Regions from separate parts of the Homo sapiens genome. Here regions 2 and 3 are each linked to region 1. A link is a contact called in ENCODE Hi-C data. All regions are on one chromosome and are shown on one strand. Each heading gives the region's core, a stretch centred on a gene start or an enhancer-like site at or near the end of the contact. The rest is flanking DNA. Distances are from core to core; before and after follow the strand shown.

Region 1 (3,646 bases), core at 846-3,345:
ATTAATTTGGCCTTGGAATTTGGGGTTTTGATAAGTGCCAGTCCATATCTACTTACAAAGATTTCTGAAGTCCCATGAAAAAATGATTTAAAAACCACAAATCCAATGGATTCCAGTGTCTAGTCTACTTACTCACATTTTTCCCTCCACATTTCTTTCGCCAGCTCTGAACTCTGCTGTAAATATTATTTATTTTGAGAGTACCCTGACGGGATGGAATGTGAACTGGGAATAGCATGATCTGGCCCCACGGATCATGGGAACGTGTGGCCACATGGATTGCCAGGGAGAAGGAAGTGCAGGCTTGGCCTCCACAGTAATTCATGGCCCCCTAATGAGCTTCTGGAATGCCAGCTTGTTGGCTGAATTCAAAGAAACAAAGGATCCGGGTTGTGCTCCATTTGTCAAAGTGCTACTGCTACCTAGCAGTTTGTTTGTAAGCGCAGCTGTCTGGGAAGAGAAATCACTGTCAGGAGAGGGGAGAGGTCAGACACCTTATCCAAAAGGTCAGTTTATCTCACAGCCTAAAACCTACACCATGGACGGTGGGGGTGATTTGTTACATGGGAGTCTCTGATAAACACCCTTTTTCTGTAGCAGGCCCATGCTAGTAAAGCCATCTTCAGAGGTCCAGAGAAACTAGTACACTTGAGTGGCCTAAAATTGTGGAGTAATAGAAGTAATTCCAAATTCCTTCCCATCTGCTTCTGGGAAGATACCCAACACGTCGAAATTGACCACATTCGGTTCAGTGGCTAAACATTAGGTATTTTAGATGTCCCATTCTCATAACTTATGTAATTTATATAAATAAATTTATTTATGATTTATTATAGAAAGTTGTTTTTGCTATTGATGCAGGATTTTTTGCTCCTTAGTTCAACTAAAATCCAGCTTCTTGTCTCACGACCAGGAAAAAATAGGCACATGGACACACTGAAGGGAGAGGAGAGTGGATTATTAAGCGAAAAGAAGGCTCTCAGCAAAAAAAGAGAGGGTCCTGCCAACAGGCTCCCACCTCACAGATTGAATATCAGTCTCCTCCCCTGCATAAGGCATGAATTCTTGGTGGCTCCACCCCCTTCTCCTAGTGCACATGTGGGCCCCAGTCCCTTGCAGGCACGCCCGGGCAAGACCCTGTGCAGGTTTCCTTATCTGCATCTGCATGCCTCCTGCATCTATCACTATTATTAAATGCATGACTATATAACCTCAGTTTTATTTAAAGGAATGGCTTTGACTTCCATACTGTAGATATGTTTTCCTGAACCACATTAATAAAATACCAGCTTAGAACACACAGAACCCTAGAAAAGGCTTTTCTAGATATAACACAGGGTCTAGGGCTGAACTCAAAGATCTTCTAAAATCCAGAGGATCCAATAACCTTTTAAATGAATGGCCACACACAAAAGATAAAGTAACTCTTTCATAGCCTGAAAGGTCCTGAATCTAAAACTTCCCAAAAGGCTATTTTCTTCAGGATACTATTATCCTAGATATTTACATTTCAGGGACTATATCCAAATTACATTTATGTGGAATGAGTATTAATTCATAAATTATGGGAGCAGTTTCCTTGAGGTACAAGAGAAAAGGGGATTGCTTTTACAAAAGAGAAGTCAAGGGCTGGGTGTGGTGGCTCATGCCTGTAATCCCAGCACTTTGGGAGGCCAAGGCAGGTGAATCACCTAAGGTCGAGAGTTCAAGACCAGCCTGGCCAACATGGTGAAACCCTGTCTCTACTAAAAATACAAAAATTAGCCAGGTGTGGTGGTGTGCGCCTGTAATCCCAGATACTCGGGAGGCTGAGGCAGGAGAATTGCTTGAACCTGGTAGGCGGAGGTTGCAGTGAGCTGAGATCGTGCCATTACACTCCAGCCTGGGTGACAAGAGCAAAACTCCCTCTCAAATAAAAAAAAGACGAAGTCAAAAGTGCTGATACACCTTAATGGAAAGAGAACTATATAAAGACAACTGTGAACCGTAGCTACTCTTTCTCATGAAACTCACTTGCTCTTCCGTTTCTTCTTTTGGGCTCTCTGTTTTGCTCAGCAGATGCCTGAAGGCTTATTCTTACATAACTGTCTTTTCTTTCCCACTAACAAAATAGCTCACTTCCTTGTCTTATTGGACTTTACACTGAAATGTCAGGTTTAGCGTGCTGAGAGAAAATGACTGTTATCTAGATAGATGATTAGTATCGCCTGCCATAGAAGAGATACAGACCACACATGTTCATATTCTACCAAATGGAGGACAAATTTGTACGATACTTCTAAAGGTTTAGGAAATAGTCTTATCTAAAAATAACATTTTTTCACTTTTATTGTTTTCCTTAGCACAGCATGTAGTAATCTCATTTCATTTCCTGATGTATATACATGTAAAACAAAAAACCTCATGTCTGTCGACAATCAGGAAGTCAGTAGAGTTGGCATTTCTCTTTAAAAACAATTCAGTAGCCTCCAAGCTGTTAACAAAGGCAGCTGTGGGCCAAATATTTGGAAGACAAGAACCGATGCAGTTTAAAAACAAAAAATTGTCTTTCGATAATCGCTGTTGACCATTGGCCAACTAACTAACAGACATTATCTATGATTCTTACATACTTTATTCATCGTAAACAGTGCAGGGTTTTGAGAATGGAGCACTGATGTTTTCTGTTTCAAAGCTTTTTTAAAAACTCTTGGGTTATGATAGAAAAACTAATGTTCTCTTCCTTAAAAAGTTCAGTGCAGAGAATACCTCATTTAATCGACTGATAGGACGTCCAATTTTCTAGTTATATTCTAATTTAATTTAACAGAAGTCTCATTGCAACACTGTACTGAGGGAGATATCACATACAAAAACTTGATTTTTTGGTTTTTGTCTATAAGGGACCTTAACTGAAAACCTTATCAGCCAATCTCCTTACCCTGATTTTGAGAATCACTTCACCTCTGCCAGCCCTTCTGATCTTTCTAAAAATGTGCCGCAAATTTTCTTAAAATAATAACTTTAAGCAAAGCATGGTGGCTCACGTCTTTAATCCCAGCACTTTGGGAGGCCGAGGCGGATGGATTGCTTGAGGCCAGGAGTTCGAGACCAGCCAGGGCAACGTGACAAAACCCCGTCTCCACTAAAAATACAAAAACAATTAGTCGGGCATGGTGGCGTGTGCCTGTAGTCCCAGCTACTTGGGAGGCTGAGGTGGGAGGATTGCTTGATCCCAGGAGGCAGAGGCTGCCGCTGCAGTGAGCCGAGATTGCACCACTGCACTCCAGCCTGAGTAATAGAGCGAGACCCTGTCTCAAAAAATAAAATAAAAAATAACGTTTAGCATTTTGCAATATTGAAGTACTTTTAAAATGCTTTGCGCTAAACAATGCAAATCACAAATGCCAAAATCACACTACCTTTGAAATAAAGAATCGTCCATACATTAACAGAGACAAGTAAAAAACATCTGTTCTATAGAATTTTTTGTTAACAAGATTTATTGAAACCAGATCAGTAAAGCTGTGTTACTCTGGACCCTCTTCTGGGACCTGGAAATATTTTTGTTTCCGAGGACTGGATATACTGATGCTAATCACTAAAACAGGATTCTCCCAGCATGAGATTTATTAAGACCAGAAAGCAAACAGCACCTGGAAAAGAC
Region 2 (3,646 bases), core at 745-3,244, 1.7 Mb after region 1:
ATATTGGGGCCAGGCTGGTCTGGAACTCCTGACCTCAGGTGATCCACCAGCCTCGGCCTCCCAAAGTACTGAGATTACGGGCATGAGGCACCGCACCAGCCAGAAGTAAAGCTTCTTAAGGTAATCCCATGAAATGGGAAAAGGAAACCTTGAAGAGAAGCGTGGGTGGCTATCACCAATATGGTATTTGGGGCAGTTCTCATAATTGTTTATCAATGCTGCAGAATAGCAGTATTCATCTTTCTCTTTTTTTTTTTTGAGACGGAGTCTCCCTCTGTCGCCCAGGCTGGAGTGCAGTGGCGCAAACTCGGCTCACTGCAAGCTCTGCCTTCCCGGTTCACGCCATTCTCCTGCTTCAGCCTCCGGAGTAGCTGGAACTACAGGCACGTGCCACCACGGCCGGCTAATTTTTTTTGTATTTTTAGTAGAGACGGGGTTTCACCGTGTTAGGCAGGATGGTCTCGAACTCCTGACCTTGTGATCCGCCCGCCTCGGCTTCCCAAAGTGCTGGGATTACAGGCGTGAGCCACCGTGCCCGGCCTTCATCTTTCTCTTTCACTATCCTTTAAATGACTGACCTATGTGTAGTGTATAAAAAATATATATTTTTAAATACAGGAAGCAGCAACACTCAGTATGAGAGGATAATTTGCGTGCTAAGAGTAAATGGGGAAGCAAACAGTAAATAGAGGCAAATGGGCAAAGGTTGAGTCATAGGGAACCTGGACTTGCCTCAAGTATTTGTGGTTGGTAGTAGTTCATTACGTGGGCTTGGGCACCAGGTGGGGCCCCCTCAAGTCAAGCAAACGTCAAGACCAGTTTCGCACCCTTGTTCCTCTAGCTCCGGACCAGCCAGAGCCACCTACTCGGATCATGTTGGCAGAACCCAGTACTGTTTCGAGGCCAGATGCACCATTTCAGCAATTCAGGAGGAAATAAGCAGTGTGGATAAACTGATACCCATTTTTGAAAGTCGGCCTGGGTTCGCATTCAGAAGAAATGTCGACGCTAGCCATTTTTTTTTTAAAATGGGTGATTTGATAACTCAGGGAAGTCTTGCCACTGTAATTTTTAAAAGTTTGCTTGCTAGAACCAGGTACTTTCTAAGAAGTGTATGGAAAAAGCCTTGATTCTTCTTCGCCCTGGGTGGTTTTTACGTCGAACACCTAGAAGTGCTTCTGGAAATCCCCCCGCAGGACTTTCGATGTCTTTTAGGGCATTCTTAAGACTAGACCCATTCCTAAGCGACTCCCACCTCCCAAACCAGCCATATGGTTTAGTTTCTCCAGTTTCCAATTTTCTAAATCTTCAACGTCTCCCCTCGAATTAGTCCAATCAAACTTTCTCTTCTTAGACCTCTTCCTTAGGTTCGCACCAGGAAACGCCCAGGAGAATCACGTGGCCGGGCTTGTCCTTAATGGCGCTCCGTAACCCTCCCACTATTCCACCACACTTCCTCGCCTCCCGTGAGCTCCGCCCCGCCCCATTCGCGCTTCCCACCCCCATCCCCCGCGAAGCGCCTGCGCCTGCGCAGCTCCAATTCAGGCGCTTTCCCTTTCCTGGCGACCAATCCACTTCCTGCCTCGGGTCCTCGGAACACTCCACCCCTCCGCTGGGGCCCTGGTTTGAGGTGCTGGTAGTGGCTACCTTACGTATTGCCAGTCTGAAAAATTCGCTCTTCTCATCGACTGGGGAATTTGAAAGAGCTGTTAAGTGAATGGCACTCATATGAGCCTTTGCCCCGGACCCGCCACCCCAGAGTCAAGCTGAGGGCATCGGCATGCCGCAGGGAAGACGATCAGGACTGTTTTTAATCGGGCAGTCGCGCGGATGGCCTTTTCCCTCTCGCCTCCTTCCGCCCCGCCCCCACTCTCAGCCCGGCCGCGCTGGTGAGTGGCGGGCGGGAGGGCTGGCGGGCGGAGGGAGGAGGGGGAGCTGAGGGAAGGCGGGCCCTCGGCTGCGAGATAGGTGGGGGGAGGGGAGGGGAGAGCCCGAGCGCTGGAGTTGGTGCTGGGAAACCCGGGGCTAATGTTGACAACAGGCTCGAGGTGAGTCCCGGGGATCCTCCTTCCCCTCCGCTCCAACGATCGGGAGGAAATGGGGCTGGGGGGCACCGGCCTAGACTCCTACTCCCTGGGGGACCCCAGAGGCGACTCCACACTCCAGCTCTCCGGGGTCGGCGAGCAGTGGAGGGACCGCGGGTCCGGCGTCGTTCTCCTCAGACCCCCTGTCTCCGAGGCTCCCATCAACGCGGGAGCCCCCGGGCCGGGCCATGCTTGGGGGGCGGTGGAGGAGGTGCCTGCCCCACATGCCTGGGCCGGGCCTCGAGACTGGAGGCGGGGAGCCCGCGGTGGAGGGGCGAAAGTGTTCGGGGGCGTGGAGGAGAGCGAGGGGAGGTCGGGGGAAGCTCCTCGAGAGCCGGGAGGGAAGCGAGGGCGAGAAAGTGGGGAGGGCGCGTGTGTGGGAGGCTGCGGAGTGGGGAGACCGGCCGGGAAGGCTTCTGTGGCGAGGGAGTGTGGGGCGAGAAGTTGGGGTTGGGGCAGCGATGGTCCGCGAAGGTGACCGTGGATACCTGTGGGAAGGGGAGTTGTGTCGGGGAAGTGTGGTGGGTTTAGAGGTTCCTACACCACCAGAGCAGGGGTTTGTAGGAGAGGTATGTGTAGGGGAAGGGGCTTGGGGTGTATCTGGGGATGGTGGGCATGGGCTGTTTGGTTGACTTCCTTTTAATCACATAGGCTGGTTGATTCTTCACTTTACCTTCACCTCTTCAAGGCGCCAAGCACTCTCTTCTTGCTAGGACTGTTGGACTAAGGAAGTGATCACAGGATATTTGGTCCCCAGGTTGGCAGAGCAGAGCCAGCTGGGTCCACGCTGGGGTGATCGGACCTTCAGCTCTCTTGCTCATCTTAGAGGACTTACACGACACGAAACGATGCATCAGATCAAAGTGAAACCCTCGCTGACGCTTTATCTCATTTCCATAGTTCTTAGGTGTTCCTTAACATCGTCAGTCTCCTCATTTGTGAGCTGGTACAATTTCTAACAGTTCTTAATACGTCCTTTATACTAAGGATGTTCTTTAAAAAATAAAGTCAGAAACTGGGAGATAGTGTTCCTGTGCTGTTCTGTCCTGACAGCATTTTGAATAAGAGAATTGAAAGGTAAAACCGCATTCTCTCATACTGGAGTGTTTTCGGAGCACTCTGATTGGGATTTCATACATAATCCATATGGTACTTTGCAAGGGAATGTCTTTAAAAGGGAAACACCCCCTTTTGTGCCCTCTTCCCCCCAATACACTCCATTGGTACTTCTAGTAAATTAGTTTTACTTTCTTTTGGAAGTTCAGAATGTATTTAGAATACCAAATAAAATATACAGTTCAAGTGACAGGACACTATTTTGGGAGCTAGGAAGGTGGTTTTAAAGCATGGTTTCCTTTTAAGGGTAGTCTGAATATAATTGTATTCAGCAAACTAATTTGTAACAGCTAATCGGATTCCAGTGAAAAGATCACGACTTTTTCTCCTCACTATCTTGAGAAAGGACCTATTTAAAATTGTATTTGGACTTGAAAAACTTTTGGAAACACTTTAGATGAAAAGTTTGGCTGTTAAAGCTTGAAGTTATTGAAATAAGAATTTTA
Region 3 (3,646 bases), core at 585-3,084, 1.2 Mb before region 1:
AACACTTTATTATAAAATAGGCTTTGTGTTAGATGATGTTGCCCAACTGCAGGGGAGCTAAGTGTTCTGAGGACGTTTAAAGTTGGCTAGGTGCATTAAATGCATTTTCGACCTACCATGGGTGTATTGGGACATAATCCCATAGTTAAATTGAGGAGCATGTTATTTTATTTATTTATTTATTATTTTTTTGAGATGGAGTTTCACTCTTGTTGCTCAGGCTGGAGCGCCATGGCGTGATCTTGTCTCACCACAACCTCCGCCTCCCAGGTTAAAGCGATTCTCCTGCCTCAGCCTCCCGAGTAGCTGGAATTACAGGCATGCGCCACCATGCCTGGTTAATTTTTTTGTATTTTTAGTAGAGACGAGGTTTTCCCATGTTGGTCAGGCTGGTCTCGAATTCCCGACCTCAGGTGATCCGCCTGCCTCAGCCTCCCAAAGTGCTGGGATTACAGGGGTGAGCCACCACGCCCGGCCTCGGGCACGTTATTTTAAAAACACACCATCTCGGCGCGGTGGCTCACTCCTATAATCCCAGCACTTTGGGAGACCGAGGCGGGTGGATCACGAGGTCAGGAGATCGAGACCATCCTGGCCAACAAAGTGAAACCCCGTCTCTACTAAAAATACAAAAAATTAGCCGGGCATCGTGGCGGGCACCTGTGGTCCCAGCTACTCGGGAGGCTGAGGCAGGAGAATGGCGTGAACCCGGGAGGCGGAGCTTGCAGTGAGCCGAGATCCCGCCACTGCACTCCAGCCTGGGCTACAGAGCGAGACTCCGTCTCAAAAAACTAAAACAAAAATAAAAACAAAAAACACCATCTCAACTCCCTGACAATCTAAAGTTGGAACAGAAGCTTCTGATGTAGCCAGCCACCCAAATTCCCTTTTCACTTCCCTTTCACTCTGAAAAGCGCTTTTACTTTTAGTAGTATTAAAACTTCAAGAGCATTAGCCTCCCTAATAGTCCCTTTTATTCCTCCTATTAGATTATTTCTGTTCTTAAGAGGCAGCAGGAGGAGCCCTGTAACCAGCACGTAACCTTAGGCAAGGCCATGAACACGCCTGCGCCTGTTTCCTAACTTAAAGAGAAGCATTAGCCGGTCTCTAAGGTCCTGGAACTCCCGTCTGCTGTCGCTGGGCGTTCATTTGAAAGACAAAAGCGGTTCCGAAAGCACGCCCGGCGGTCCCTGCTCTGGGAGTGCTGACCTGCCTGTGTGCAGCACAAAACCGCTCCCTTCCGGCCCTCACAGCTAACCTGCAGTCCCCATCCCTCCAGCTTCCTTTCTGCCATAAATCACTAACTGTGTGGGAGATGAAATCCGCCTGGTGAAGGCTGGGACGGACAAAACACAGTATTCCAAAATCTAGGGCCCAAATCGGAGCCCTCGGAGACGCGGCCCCTAAAGCCAATGGGGTCCGGGGCGGCCCGGAAACTTCCGGGAGAACCGGACCCTGAGATTCTGGAAGGGCCAAATAGTGACCCTCTTCCCTAAAAATCACGGAAGAGACATGAAAACCACGGGATCTCCCTGGCAAACCTCAGGAGACAGCAGAGAACTGCGGAGCCGAGAAGGCGGGGCAAGAACTTCCGGGGTGGGGCTACGGCCGGGGCGCAGGGGTTGGCGGGCAGGGCCCTCGCCTCCAGCGACGCATCCACCCACCCCTGGGTCCGGCTCTACTGGGTTATCCTCGTTCCGCCGAGCAGGAGAGGCCGGGGGCGCCCGGGAGCTTGCAGGCGGGCGTGGGTGCTTGCGTTCTCTACTCGGGATCCGCGAGCAGGGCCAGCGAGAGGCCAAGTGTTGTGCCCTTCGCGACCCTCGCGTCTCTTAGTAACGCGATGAAGCTGCAGGAGCTCCCGGCTCCTTCAGGCCCCGCCCAGCTAGCTCAGGCCCCGCCCCCGGGAGTGGGCTTTTATGCGCATGCGCGAGGGCTGGGGTGGGCGCCGGCCCATCTTACTAAGCCAATGTAGGTCCCAGGTAGGAGCGCTGCCAGGGCTCACCCCTGAGCAGAGATGGAGGGCGAAAAAGGGTTACTTGCCGCTACTTGAATCCCAGACAAAATTCCCTGTGAAAGCGGATCACAGCACGGAGACTGTGTTTGTAGTTCCTGATAGTAGATATCTCCTATCTATTCATTTGCGAGGAATGAACCATTCCAGAGAGTCGCCATAGTGCCTGACAATCAGTAAACCTACAATAGATGATATCTATAGCTTTAATTATTTTTTCTAGCATTATCTATTACTATATTACAGTACTATCTAAGCGAAAAGTGATCAGATTCAAGATATACGGTTTTTTGTTTTTTTGTTTTTGTTTTTTTTTAGACGGAGTCTCGCTCCGTCGCCCAGGCTGGAGTGCAGTGGTGCTATCTCGGCTCACTGCAAGCTCCGCCTCCCGGGTTCACGCCATTCTCCTGCCTCAGCCTCCCGAGTAGCTGGGACTACAGGCACCCACCACCACGCCTGGCTAATTTTTTGTATTTTTAGTAGAGACGGGGTTTCACCGTGTTAGCCAGGATGATCTCGATCTCCTGACCTCGTCATCCACCCGCCTCGGCCTCCCAAAGAGCTGGGATTACAGGCGTGAGCCACCGCGCCCGGCCAATTTACATGTTTTGAATGTAGAGCCATCAGGACTTGTCAAATTGTTGAATGAAAGAAAGGAGCAATTGTGTGCTGGAGCCAGCTCATTAGAGCTCTGGAGACTCAGTAATTAAATTTTTAGGAATTTTTCTGAGCTCGTTGTTAAATACAAGCCATGAGCTGGAGTCAATGAAGATGACAAGGGCCTCGGGCACCTGCCCCAAACAAAACAAAAACACAAGACATATCACAAATTAAATTATATAAACTTCTAAATAAACGAGTCATACTAAAACAAAGGCAATACTTAGTAAAACTAAAAACAAAAAACTATTTACTTACAACTCCCAAATTTCTCTCTTCAGCCCGGTCTTTCTCTGAACTTTAGATTTGTATATCAATGTATATTCAACATCCACTTGATTGTACAAAACAACCTCCCCAAACACCTCCCTGCCAAAACAAAAACAAAAACCCTGCTCCTTCTTCATGTCTTTTAGTAGATGTGGCCTAGAGCCCTCTCTTTCCATATCCATCAATGCAACCTGCTGACTTTATAGCTTCTACTCAAGCCATCATAATTTTTCTTTTTTCTGGTAATTACAACCGTTCCCAACAGCTCTCTATGCCCCCTCTGTAGTCTGTTGTCAACACAACAGTCAATGCAATCTGTTTAAAACCTAAGTCAAGGCCGGGCGCGGTGGCTCACACCTGTAATCCCAGCACTTTGGGAGGCTGAGGTGGGCAGATCACGAGGTCAGGAGTTCGAGACCAGCCTGGCCAATATGGTGAAACCCTTTCTCTACTAAAAATACAAAAGAACTAGCTGGGAGTGGTGGCGTGCACCTGTAGTCCCAGCTACTCGGGAGGCTGAGGCAGGAGAATCGCTTGAACCCAGGAGGTGGAGGTGGAGGTGGAGGTGGCAGTGAGCCGAGATTGCGTCACTGCACTCCAGCCTGGGCATAGAGGGAGACTCCGTCTCAAAGAAAACAAAACAAAAAAACCTAAGTCAAATTATGTCAGTCCTCTGCTCACAACCCTGCAATGGCTTCCCATCTT

What was found. Hi-C counts contacts between places; a loop is a spot of excess contacts on that map. Pooled maps may share reads with other maps.
Region 2: a map with no recorded cell type shows a loop between it and region 1 (8-fold over the local background). The contact joins the promoter of UPF2 here to the enhancer-like site in region 1. A Hi-C loop is called at or near these places in 2 of 37 single-sample maps with no recorded cell type and 2 of 50 pooled maps.
Region 3: a map with no recorded cell type shows a loop between it and region 1 (4-fold over the local background). The contact joins the promoter of MEIG1 here to the enhancer-like site in region 1. A Hi-C loop is called at or near these places in 3 of 37 single-sample maps with no recorded cell type and 3 of 50 pooled maps.

Annotation. Positions count from the first base shown.
Region 1 is chr10:13,756,025-13,759,670 of GRCh38, reverse strand. The region is part of intron 8 of FRMD4A (FERM domain containing 4A); the gene reads left to right. Among named protein-coding and RNA genes, the nearest start is that of PRPF18, 170 kb to the right of the region's middle. RefSeq lists enhancers at 1,058-1,197, 649-1,346, 495-1,694, 1,929-2,118. Within about 2 kb of position 2,095, at least 6 of the 41 ENCODE cell types and tissues checked have a DNase peak (open chromatin) inside an H3K27ac peak, as active enhancers do.
Region 2 is chr10:12,041,157-12,044,802 of GRCh38, reverse strand. UPF2 (UPF2 regulator of nonsense mediated mRNA decay) reads left to right here and starts at 1,994. Exons shown (of 22, transcript NM_015542.4): 1 at 1,994-2,048. It overlaps LOC105376416 (a long non-coding RNA gene), which reads left to right. Exons shown (of 3, transcript XR_930666.2): 3 at 842-1,004. RefSeq lists enhancers at 1,577-1,826, 2,997-3,086 and silencers at 2,267-2,406, 2,427-2,476.
Region 3 is chr10:14,957,576-14,961,221 of GRCh38, reverse strand. It overlaps MEIG1 (meiosis/spermiogenesis associated 1), which reads right to left and starts at 1,834. Exons shown (of 3, transcript NM_001080836.3): 1 at 1,665-1,834. RefSeq lists a silencer at 1,562-1,611.